Linked DNA regions of Homo sapiens: region 1 is linked to region 2. A link is a contact called in ENCODE Hi-C or POLR2A ChIA-PET data. All regions are on one chromosome and are shown on one strand. Each heading gives the region's core, a stretch centred on a gene start or an enhancer-like site at or near the end of the contact. The rest is flanking DNA. Distances are from core to core; before and after follow the strand shown. Region 1 overlaps RERE (arginine-glutamic acid dipeptide repeats). Region 2 has its middle 32 kb from the start of ERRFI1.

What was found. Hi-C counts contacts between places; a loop is a spot of excess contacts on that map. ChIA-PET counts read pairs that join two places held with the same protein, here RNA polymerase II (POLR2A). Pooled maps may share reads with other maps.
Region 1: a pooled map shows a loop between it and region 2 (3-fold over the local background). The contact joins two enhancer-like sites. A Hi-C loop is called at or near these places in 2 of 50 pooled maps. POLR2A ChIA-PET finds 5 or more read pairs at or near these places in 2 of 52 experiments (Caco-2 and GM12878).

Annotation. Positions count from the first base shown.
Region 1 is chr1:8,642,445-8,645,162 of GRCh38, reverse strand. All of the region lies in intron 2 of RERE (arginine-glutamic acid dipeptide repeats), which reads left to right. Among named protein-coding and RNA genes, the nearest start is that of SNORD128, 150 kb to the right of the region's middle. RefSeq lists a silencer at 1,385-1,514. Within about 2 kb of position 1,447, at least 5 of the 41 ENCODE cell types and tissues checked have a DNase peak (open chromatin) inside an H3K27ac peak, as active enhancers do; they include GM12878, where a contact is called at or near this core.
Region 2 is chr1:7,992,863-7,995,725 of GRCh38, reverse strand. No RefSeq gene overlaps it. Among named protein-coding and RNA genes, the nearest start is that of ERRFI1, 32 kb to the left of the region's middle. Within about 2 kb of position 1,490, at least 3 of the 41 ENCODE cell types and tissues checked have a DNase peak (open chromatin) inside an H3K27ac peak, as active enhancers do; they include GM12878, where a contact is called at or near this core.

The sequences.
Region 1 (2,718 bases), core at 198-2,697, 650 kb before region 2:
AGCACCTTCTATCTACTGGATTTGCTTTGAGTGTGTAATTTCTAGTCCTTAGAAAATTCCTATACAACCTAGACATTGTTTCCCTGCTGTACAGATGAGGAAACAAAGACATGGAGGCCAAAGTCACACAGCTGGTTTGTAAAATGGTATGGGCCTGTGAGAACTGGTTAAAGCCAAGAATGAACGGACATTTGCATAAAACCCTGAAGAGAATACAAAAAACAAATAACCTGTGTGGAAGAAAAAAGAAGAGATAGACTGATTTCTTCGAAAATGCAAGTGATATAATTACTTTGCTCTTTTTCTCTTTTCTCCTTTTACTCCTAAAATTATTTATAGCTCTCCTGTTGCCAAAAATTGTATGTCTAGTCAGGCACAGTGGTGAGCATCTGTAGTCCCAGCTCCTCAGGAGACTGAGTTGGCAGGATCACTTGAGCCCAGAAGTTTGAGGCTAGCCTGGGCAACATAGTCCATAAGGAAACTATGGGAAGTAAGCTGAGAAGGTGAGTAGTAAATTGTTCAAGAATACATAGGCTAATGGTGATTACTGGATTTTGAACCCTAAGTAACTGAAAGAGAAATACACATTTTTCTATGATCTAATAAAAAGCAAGCATGTTGTATGCATGAAAAGTTTTTTGATGCAAGGTGGTGTACATTGATCACATAACACAAAGGGCAATGTGTTGTTAGAGTGGCTCACATAATTACAGGCTTCCCCCATAATGGTTGGGAAGCTGGAAAAAAGCCTCCAAAACCTACTTGGAACGAGAGCGTTCAGGTACTTGGTTGGCGGGAACTACTGACCGTTCCAACCACATGCTATAACTGGAATAGGGCCCTTCAGGATCTTCCTGTCCTTGCTGTCACTCAGCTCAAGATTCACAGTTCCAAAAGAGTAAATATAGTATGTCTACCTTGAATTGCATGCACATGTCTTGTATAAAAAAAGACAGAAACCTGGATTGATTGCTTTCCCAAGCCTGCACATGATGGGGCTAAAGTTATTCCCCACAATGAGCTTGGGAAGCAGTTTGGTAGGGGAAATAGATGTGGGCTGGCCATGAGACCTTGTTATTGCATATGGATATTTAGCAATAGTTTGTTTTGCTTTGTGTGTGATAGGTAAGTAAATAGAACAGTGAGGTCAATAGAATGTGCACTTTATGCTGGTTCATGTGCAACTTTTGCTAGGCAAGAGGAGTGTGACCAGATGGAATAGAATTATAATATATACTTTAATGGTATAATGTGGGATTGTATTTTAGCAGGAAAGGAAAAAAATAGGTGAGAATTTAAACTTTCACTCTGGCTGTTGCATCAGCAGGAGCTTTCTCATTTCTATTGAAAATGAAATGAAAAATGAACACCTGTCCCCTGGGGTTCCCTCCCCAGAGAGGCACACGCTAACATTATGCTCTGTGGCAGGTTGCCCTGTCTGCTGTGCTCACCTTCACAAAAACCCCCAGATTACTGCATTGTTTTGGTGCCTTCAAGCCAGCATCTGTTGTTTTCATGTATTCTCAGTATCACCTTTGGCAGCGTGCAGCCACTCTTGGGTAACTGCCTGGGTTTCTTATTTCTTAAGTATTGATTTTTAACAAAATAGCCATCTGATTTCAGAGTTGCATAGGGTTTGAGTAGTCTGCTTTTTACCCTGTATTTTACGTAAGTCCTTTCATTTTTAGTGAACATTTTTGCTGAATATGTGGTCTTCCCAGTAACATATATTGTGTTATAGCAGAAATATCTACATAAGAAGCAGTGAACCACAGTGTGTTCAAAAACTGTGTTCCAGAGGAAACAGAAATGTTCTTTAGGTGGCTGTTTAAAAATTGGGCTCAATAATGAGCAAAAACATGTTGAAAGGTCAATCTTTGAAGGTATTTTTATGAGCAATTAATGATCAGATTCAGGAATGCAGCCTGGTGATGACCTACTCATGGATTCCACTCTTCTACCTCTTAACTTTCCACCTTCCTGGGGCCAATTGATCCAGAAATTGTTTGAGCCCACTAGGATTTTCAATTCTTGGATCCCCCCACCTTTCACAGTCACTCACACCCATGGCATCTTCCATTTCCATTTCTGTTGTGTGTCTTTTTCCATGCTGGTTGGTTCCAGCAGGACAGGGATCTTTTTCCCCGATGTATCCCAGGTACTTGGAAAAGTGTCTAGCACATTCTAGGCACTTACTCATTCCCTAGATACCTATTAGCGCAGGCAGAGTTAGCTGCTAGATGTGAGTGCTTAGCCCTAGGTGCCTCTCTTGGGTAGCATTGTCTCAGCTGTTCTTCCTTTAGCAGTTGAGTAGGAGACATGTGCACAGAGCAGTTGATGGGAGGACTTTTTGGGAAGAGTCCTTAAGATTGATATTTATATGCAGAAATGACTGTCCAGAAGGTTTACCTAGGTTTAAAAAAATTGATATTCAATTTGTTAAAGTTGCAAATTGAAGGACACTGTTACACTTTTTAAAAAATTCAGCTTATAAATCTCATTTATAAATTAAACATTTTAATCACTTTTAAGGGATTTTGAATTACAAATTAGTCTTGTTTATAAACTCGTTAATATCTTCAACATTTAAGCTTGCCTTTACTAATTTAATATTTGGTTTCTATTTTTAAAAAGTCTATTAACACAAACCTCAAGTACTTAACTCTTCTTATAAGTTAATTAGACTTACAAGTGAAACAGCCCTAAAAAATTCTCTTA
Region 2 (2,863 bases), core at 241-2,740:
AAAACCATTCAATAAATTTCAACATCTACTCATGACAAAAACTCTTAGCAAACCAAGAATGGAAAGCGTACTTTATTTATTTATTTATTTATTTATTTATTTATTGTATTATTATTATTATTTGAGACAGACTCTAGCTCTGTCACCCAGGCTGGAGGGCAGAAGAAAGGTCAGAGAGACTTGAAGGGGATCCGGACAGGCCACCACAGAATATGCGACTTTGACATAAAGATTATTTTGAGCTGAAGGCAATTGAGAATCAACAGATCCAGAAAGAGTTCTCTGCCCTCCCCCTTTTTGCCTAAAAGCAGGTCATAAATTTGATCACACCAGTGTACTCCAGCCTGCGTGACAGAGGAAGACCCTGTCTCTTAAAAAAGTAAATAAGTAAATAAAAGTATCTGTATTTCTATATACCAGCAACAATCAGAAAACAATTTAAAAAAGGAATTAACAATGAAAAAGAAAGGAAGGAAGGAGGGAAGGGAGGGAGGGAGGGAGGAAAGAAAGAAAAAGGAGAAAGAAGGAAAGAAGGAAGGAGGGAGGGAGGGAGGGAAGGAAGGAGAGAGAGAGAAAGAGAAAGGAAGAAAGAGAGAGAGAGAAAGAGAAAGAAAGAGAGAGAGAGAAAGAGAAAGAAAGAAAGAGAAAGAAGGAAAAGGAAAAAAAGAGAAAAAGAAAAGGAAAGGAAAGGGAGAGAGAGAAAGAAAAGGAAAGAGAGAAAAAGAAAGAAAGGGAGAGAGAAAGAAAGAAAAAGAAAGAAAAGAGAAAGAAAGAGAAGAGAGAAAGAAGAAAGAAAAAAAGACAGACCTAATAATACCAACAATAAATCCAAAAGATGTGTAAACGCTTAATGGGGAAATTACAAAACTTTATTGAAAAACATTAAAGTTGGCTTATGCGTGGGTCAACCATAGTGGCTCACGCCTGTAATCCCAGCACTTTGGGTGGCTGAGGCAAGTGGATCACTTGAGGCCAGGAATTCAAGACCAGCCTGGTCAACATGATGAAACCCCATCTCTATTAAAAATACAAAAGAATTAGCCAGGCATGGTGGCACATGCCTGTAATCCCAGTTACATGGGAGGCTGAGGTGGGATAATCGCTTGAACTCGGGAGGTGGAGGTTACAGTGAGCTGAGATCGCGCCATTGCACTCCAGTCTGGGAGACAGAGTGAGACTCTGTTTCAAAAAAAAAAAAAAACAAATCATATCAGCAGCAACAACAAAAACCCGATTCAAAACTGGGCAAAGTGCACACTTCAGTAGCACATATACTAAAAATGGAACAACACAGATTATTAGCATGGCCCCTGGAAAAAAAAATTTAATGGGCAAAGCACTTGAATAGACATATCTAAGATGTACAAATGGCCAATAAGCAGATGAAAAGATGCTCCACATCATTAGTCATTAGGAAAATGCAAACCAAAACCACAATGAGAATGACCATATGATTCAGCAATTCCACTTCTGCGTGTATACCCCAAAGAATCGAAAGCAGGGTCCGGAAGAGCTGTGGACACCATGTTAACAGCAGCATTATTCACAATAGCTAAGAGGTGGAAGTAACCCAAGAATCTATAAAGGGATGAAAGGATAAGCAAAATGTGGAACATACATACACTTAAATTTTATTCAGCCTTAAAAAGGAAGGAAATTATGGGCTAGGGGCAGTGGCTCACGCCTGTAATCCCAGCACTTTCAGAGGCCAAGGCGGGCGGATCATTTGATGTCAGGAGTTTGAGGCCAGCCTGAAGAACACAGCGAAACCCCGTCTGTACAAAAAATACAAAAATCAGCCTGGTGTGGTTGCGCGCGCCTGTGATCCCAGCTACTTGGGAGCTGAGGCAGGAGAATCGCTTGAACCTGGGAGGCGGAGGTTGCGGTGAGCCAAGATCACACCACCGCACTCTAGCCTGGGCAACAGAGCGAGACTCGGTCTCAAAAAAAAAAGGAAGGAAATTCTAACACATGCCACAACATGGACGTTGAGGATGATTTGCTAAGTAAAATAAGCCAGTCACAGAAAGACAAATACTATGTGATTCCACGGAGAGGAGGTACTGAGGGTACTCTCATTCACAGAGAGAGAAGGTGGAATGGTGGTTGCCAGGGGCTAGGGGTAGGGGGAAGGAAAGTTAGTGTTTACTGGATACAGAGTCTCAGTTTTACAAGATGAAAAAGAGTTCGGGAGATGGATGGTGCTGATGCTTGCACAACGGGATGAATGTATCTAATACCACCGAACCGTATACTTAAAATGGTTAGGATGGTACATTTCATGTTGTATGTATTTTACTGCAATAAAAAAATTTAATGGGGGAAATCCATTAATAGAGGAATGCCCAGGAGTTTGAGACCAGCCTGGACAACATAGTGAGACCCCATCTCTACAAAAAAATACAAAAAAATTAGCTGGGTGTGGTGGCATGTGCCTGCAGTGCCAGGTACCTGTAGTTCCAGCTACTGGGGGTGAAGGGGCGGGCAGCTGAGGTGAAAGAATGGCTTGAGCCCAGGAGGTGGAGGCTGCAGTGAGTCTTAATCGCACCATTATTCTCCAGCCTAGGTGACAGAACAAGACTCAGTCTCAAAAAAAAAAAAAAAAAGGTTAAATTACAGTGTGGTTATACTATAACATTCTGTTCAACCATTACATAAACAAAGTGGACTTGAACATGAGCAGATTTCTAAGACATACTGTTTCAAAAAATTCAATTTGCAAAACAATATACTCAATAGGATCCTATGTATTTTATTTTGTTTTTATTTATTTATTTATTTTGAGATGGAGTTTTGCTCTTGTTGCCCAGGCTGGAGTGCAATTGCGTGATCTCGGCTCACTGCAACCTCCGCCTCCCGGGTT